Regions from separate parts of the Homo sapiens genome. Here region 2 is linked to region 1. Evidence: chromatin contacts called from ENCODE Hi-C data. All regions are on one chromosome and are shown on one strand. The core of a region is the stretch at or near the end of the contact, and the rest is flanking DNA. Distances in the headings are between cores, read along the strand shown. Region 1 holds the start of OR1D2 (olfactory receptor family 1 subfamily D member 2). Region 2 holds the start of OR1A1 (olfactory receptor family 1 subfamily A member 1).

Region 1 (3,419 bases), core at 883-3,382:
TCATCAAATGAGTGAATTCCTTACCTCAATGTAGCAAGTTAAACTCCTAGATGTCCACGGTAGGTGGCATAGTGGAAGGAGATTTTGAGTCTGAAGTTTGGGTTCAAACCCCAGCGTAACAAATTCAAGCATTTTTTGAACAAACTGCGATTTCATTAGACACACACATACATACATACCTACGGTGCTATGTATATACATCTTTTATTTACAACGACGTATATCGTTGTAACAACGAGCTATTTGTTTCTGTTATCCTGCTTTATAGATGAGGTGACTGAGATTTAGGTTAATGAGTTTCTCACATTCACTCAATCAGAACTGACACATTGGGATTTGAGCCCCCGTTCTGCCTCCAGATTTCACAATCTAACTATTCTACCATGGGATGGAGGACAGCAATAATGCCCACCTCCCCCGGGGTCAGGAGAAAGAGCTGAAATGCTGTATGTGGAAGCAGCTCTCCAAACTTAAAGCCTAATTGTCCTTGGAAGGGGCCTGTGATGGGGGTGGCAAAGGGACTCCTATTCTTCATTCCTCCAACTTGTATTTCCCACCCCTTTCTAGTAGGGAACCCACTCTCTCAGTACAAAGAGCAACAGGGTTCCCAGTCTTGCCTCTATCCTGGTTCTGCTGCCCTCTCAGACAGGAGCAGCTGGACCCCACTCTGTCTGTCCGGAATGGTCCAGGATGTCAGGGTGGGACTCCTGGTGTCAGGCCTCATGGTGCAACTGCAGGGGAGACAGAAGATGAGGGCACACGGTATTACAGGCTTCCCACATCACAAATGACTTCTTTCTGCAGTCTTGTTCTTACCATTCAGAGCTCTATGGGACATCTGCTGATGGGAGGGAGGGTAGAGGGCAGGTGACAAGACTGAGGAAGGCCAGAGAACTCCCAGGGAAATTGAGAAATTGATCCCTCTGCTTGCTTGCTTCCTTTTTTCTTCTTTCTTTTCCTTTCTTTTTTTTTGAAATGGAGTCTCACTCTGCCCAGGTTGGAGTGCAGTGGCACGATCTCGGCTCACGGCAATCTCCACCTCCCGGGTTCAAGCCATTCTCCTGCCTCAGCCTCCTGAGTATCTGGGATTACAGGCGTGAGCCATTGCATCTGGCCAGATACCTCTGCTTTGTAACCCACAAGGCAAGCATCTCCTGCACTCATGTGCATCACGATCACCTGTGATGCTTCATAACAAAAAGCTGACTTTCTGACTTTCTGACTCTCTCTCTTGAAGTCCTGAAGTCTCTCTTGAAGTCCTGTTTCTGAGAACCAAGTTCTTTTTAGCAAGCATGCAGTAGTTCTGATGCTATACTTTGGGAAACACTGCTCTGAGTTTGTAAGAGTCAGTGGGTTCTGAACACTGATGTGGTCAGATGGTCACAGAGACACAGACCCCTCTGTTGTGTTGCTGGGGTGTGAGGGGGGAGATTGTAGGGGCAATATGGAAAAGGGGTCCAAGCTTGCAGTGGAAACACTGGGCTTTGTACCTCTTCTGTTACTTCCTAGCTGTATGACCTTGAGTAGGGCCCACGACCTGCCTAAATCCCCTCTTCTCACCTAGGTAGTCATTCTCACAGGCTGTGAGAATTACATGCAACAGAGAATGTGAAAGTACCTTGAAAACTGTAGAGTGCTTCTAAGATTCAAGGGATTGTTCTATTACCTTTGAAGACTAAGAGGTGAGATTACATGAGTTCCCAAAGTGTGTGAGTATGTTTGTGTGACAGAGAAAATGGAGAAGAGAGAAGATAAGAGAGAAGATAAGAGAGAAGAGGGAGAAAGAGCATGAGGCTGAGATGTACAGACCTTACCCACTGCTCTGTGCTGCTCTCAGAGTTCACTGGTTCAGCTTCCTCCACGTTCCTGTTCTACAGGATGAAAACACATTCAGGTCATAAAAGACCAGAATGCATTATTTTCTGAATAGGTCTTGGAGACTCATCCTATTGGCTAAAGGTACAGAGCAGAGAACTTGTTGCCTGGGTCTTCAGCTTCTGTAAAAAAGGAGACAGGATTTCAGGCTATTGATGCCCCAATGAGATTTGTGGGATATGAGAACTGAGTCTTGGATCCTAGATTCATGAAGAAACGGGATGAACAGGGAGCACATCAGGTCTGCTTATCCATTTTGGAGAGAACTTGGGGATGCAATCCCCAGATAGCCTCTTGAGATGAACATGGATAATTGCTCCGATGTTATTCTCTAGAGGTGAGGGTCTTGGGAAATGAGTCTTGTTTACAAGAAATAAACCAGCTCCTTATTGTGCAGTAATCCTAAAATATACCCTAGGAAGGCTGGGTGTGGTGGCTCACACCTGAAATCCCAGCATTTGGGAGGCCGAGGCAGGCAGATCACCTGAGGTCAGGAGTTCATGACCATCTTGGCCAACATGGTGAAACCCCCATCTCTACTAAAAATACAAAAATTAGTTGGGCGTGCTGGCACTTACCTGTTGTCCCAGATGCTTGGGAGACTGAGGCAGGAGGATCGCTTCAACCTGGGAGGTGGAGGTTGCAGTGAGCCGAGATGGCACCACTGCACTCCAGCCTGGGCAACAGAGTGAGACTCCATCTGAAAAAAAAAAAAATAAAAGATAAAATACATATAACAGTAAGCCAAAGTAACAGTAAGCCAAAAATAAAGCGGACTCTACATGTATTGCCTGTTGACTTTGAGTAGGGAGAGGTCTGGCAAATTTAAGGTACTAAACTTCAACTAGAATGATTCCAGATGTCTGTGACCCAAAGTACTAAGCAAAAGCAAGAAAGAAATCCTATTTAGAGGAACATAATGTCACCTTAGAGCTGAAATAACAGAATTATTTCTGTTAATAATTTTTCAAGCACAATATCCAACATAAACCCAAAGATAAAAAGACACAAGGAAGATTCCAATAGCAAGAACCAACACAGGGGAGGCATATAGGGACTCTAGATAATATAGTTATTAGACATAGATGGAAAAATAATGATGCTACATTATTTTAGGAAATAAAATGAAGCCTGAAAATTTTATCAGGAATGTTTACAAACAGGCCAGTCATGAGTAACCAGCACTCAGATGAAAAACACATTACTGACCCTCCAGAAATGACCAAATATTCCTTTCTAGTCACTGTTCCTGCACAGGTACTCACTATCCTAACTGCTAATATCATTAAGCTAGCTTTATCTATTTTCTTACTTTATTTAAATGGAAGTATACAGTTTGTACTCTTTTGTGTTGGCGTTTTTCACTCATTGTATATGTCAGATTCATCCACACAGTTGTATGTGGTTGTAGGTTGTTCATGCTCATTGCTGTATGGTGTTCTATTGTGTGAAGAGACCACTAAACACCCATTGTGGGCATTAGTAGTTTCCGGTTTTTGTCCTGAGTCGTGTAGCTACGCATATCTCTTAGGCATATATACTTA
Region 2 (3,084 bases), core at 371-2,870, 100 kb after region 1:
CCATTGTGCAGTTTTGGCCCCTAATACGTACCCAGTAAACAAAGCATGGAATCAGTAAGAAGTTCTGAGAAGGGCACAAGGAGCAAAATGTGATTACTAAGAAGAAAGTATCTATCTGGAATGTCATCTTATCTGTGCCTGAGAGTCCATGTCCAGGAAACCGAAATGTAGTCTCAATATAGGGCAGGTAAAGACAGAGCAAACAGGAAGGCGCAGGCAGAAACATGTTTGCAGGAAAATGCAATTCTGCCAGTGGTTCAACCTCTACCATGTGTAGAATCTGATAGATTTTGTAGAGTTGTATAATACAACAATCACATGACTAGTAGTAAAGCAGGCAGTATTATAGGTCGTCGTATAGAAGTAGCAAAGCATAGAGGAAGGAATAACAGTTAACATTTCCTAAGTGCTAACTATGTGCCAGGCTGTTTTAAGAGCTATCAGGGGCCGGGCTCAGTGACTCACGCCTGTAATCCCAGCACTTTGGGAGGCTGAGGTGGGCGGATCAAGAGGTCAGGAGATGGAGACCGTCCTGGCTAACACGGTGAAACCCCGTCTCTAATAAAAATACAAAAAATTAGCCGGCTGTGGTGGCGGGCACCTGTAGTCCCAGCTACTCAGGAGGCTGAGGCAGGAGAATCACTTGAACCCAGGAGACAGAGGTTGCAGTGAGCCGAGATCGCGCCACTGCCCTCCAACCTGGCAACAGAGCAAGACTCCATCTCAAAAAAAAACAAAACCAAAAAACAGCCTTCAGGTATTCATTCATTTGATCCTTATAGCAACTTAATGAAGATATTGCTGTTGCTATTGTGGTTATTCCATTTTAGATATGAGCAAATGCATTAAATACATAAATGTCTGAGGTCAGTTACAACTAGTTAGTGGCAGAGCCAGAATTCAAACCCAGCCAGAACCCATCATCTTCTCAGGGTCCTCTATAGAAAGGCAGTGAACCCTCTGCCACCGGAGGTGCTGAGCCACAGGATAATGACCATTAGTCAGGGCTACTATAAGGGTGACACATATGTGAAGTGGGCCAGATAACACTAGGCCCTTTCCACTCTAAAAACAAAAAAAAAAAGGCCTACTATCTGCATGCCACATTAAAAACAAGTAGACAAGTATAACTTCCACCCTAAACTTCCTTGAGAATAAATTCTAGAGAAAAGATGAAATATAACTCTTCTCTGTAGTCTAAACAGCAGACTGGAAGAAAGACTAGGAGCTTCACTCCACCATAATCCTTGTAGCTCCCAAGGGGCACTTCTGCGTTTGTGCAAAGGAGAGGGGGTCACATTCCAACAGCGAGGTTGGAATAGCTCACCCCAGGGCTTGGACCTTGGAGACACACTCTCTGGAAAGCCTCCAGTCCATCCGTCCTCCTGGAAATGATTACTCTTGTGAGCCACTGTGTCCCCTCGGGACACAGGTGAAGGAGTATGTAAATAAGCTGCAACAATTACTCTAACTTTGGCTCGGATGAAGTCCTGGAGGAATCACCTTTCCAGAGACTTGATAACCGGGTGACTAATGCCCACTTTTCTCTATGCTGTGACCTGCCTGCTTCCTTGAGGAGGAAACTCGACTCCTTGTCCTCAAGCTCTTTCGGGGTAGCTCCTCTTGTCCCTTCGGCTCCCCTGTTGGGAAACTGGGGACTCCTCCTTCTAAACCATCCCATTCCTGTGTCCTCCACCTCAGGAACAGAGGATTGTTCCCCATCCTGCCACTGCTTCTCCAGCATGGCTGCCCTCAAACGGGATGCTAGCAGGTGCTAGATGAACTAACTGCAAACTTCCTTTCTGTGGAGGAGAAGTGAAGGCCACAGGGCCAGGACCCTTTTTAAAAGCATCTGAACTGACTCCACAGATAGGGACTTAGACATTGGAAGAGACTGTATCACAGCAACATCAAAGGGTAGACAGCCAGCAACTGTAGGCTACTTGCCCAAGAGGTAAGTTGAATTATGATGTCATTTTATCAAACATAAAAAGACGGTAAATTGAACTGCCCAAAGACACACACAGAGATAGTGGCAAAATTAGAACTCAAATCTTGGCCTGGCTCCAGTATCCAAGTTCTGAGGATCAGATGGACAAGAGAGAGATAGAGATAGAGATAGAGATATATATATAGAGAGAGAGAGAGGAGGAGGAGGAGGAGGAGGAGGACCCTCCCCTTCTGATAATGTTTCTCCTTGGGCTGTTGTCCATGAAAACAGCATCAGAAAAAGATAATTCTGATTTGCTTTTCTCAGTCTTTAGCTCTTTCTACCTCCTATAGTAATATAGTGTGTGTGTGCATGTGTGTGTGTGTAAGAGAGAGCGAGAGCACCTGCCAAAAGTGCATTGTCTTAGAGACCTACAAAATCACCTTGGTCATGCTAATGGGCCCATTAGAAAACATGGTATTTCATTACCAAAGCACTGATGAGCTGAACTATCATGGAAGTCTCAAAGTACTGAGAGATGCATCTTGGTGGTCTACACTGCTACCCAGATAAGGGGAAACACTTGCCTCCTCTGTCCCTGCAGAATTGTTCTCAGCACCACCCCATTCACATGGCTGATATCTCAGAGGATGACGCTTTCCAGGAAAGTGGGTATTAAAGGCGCCGCAATGTTCAAGGCCCTGACGTCATCCCAGTGAACTCAAGGCCCGCTACGTCTCCAGCATGCATGTTGAGGCACCTCCTGGCTTCTCTTCTTGGTGGTAGAGGGTCTTTTTACCTCTTTCCCCTAGTCTGATATATGGCCCCTGGGTCCCTCTTCCAGTATAAATAAACCTCCATTTATTCTCAACCTCTTTACAAGGAACATTCTATCTCCTACCTTAAATGAAACATGAACTTGAGCCACCCAGCTCCATCGCTGTCCTCTGGACCAAATCATCACAGAACATGTGAAATAACAACAGAAGCTCATCATCTAGATTATACAAATGGAACATTAGGTATTTGCTCCAACTGTTTCTTTTTAATTTTTTTAAATTATTTTATTTTTCCTTAAGTTACTGGGGTACAGGTGGTATTTGGTTACATGAGTAAGTTCTTTAGTGGTGATTTGTGAGATCCTGGTGCGCCCA

What was found. A loop is a pair of places that touch in the nucleus more often than their neighbours do. Pooled maps may share reads with other maps.
Region 2: a loop to region 1 is called in a map with no recorded cell type, with 2.2 times the contacts of the local background. The contact joins the promoter of OR1A1 here to the promoter of OR1D2 in region 1. A Hi-C loop is called at or near these places in 1 of 37 single-sample maps with no recorded cell type and 1 of 50 pooled maps.

Annotation. Positions count from the first base shown.
Region 1 is chr17:3,102,290-3,105,708 of GRCh38, forward strand. It overlaps OR1D2 (olfactory receptor family 1 subfamily D member 2), which reads right to left and starts at 2,133. Exons shown (of 2, transcript NM_002548.3): 1 at 1,810-2,133.
Region 2 is chr17:3,206,047-3,209,130 of GRCh38, forward strand. It overlaps OR1A1 (olfactory receptor family 1 subfamily A member 1), which reads left to right and starts at 1,621. Exons shown (of 4, transcript NM_014565.3): 1 at 1,621-1,954; 2 at 2,535-2,952.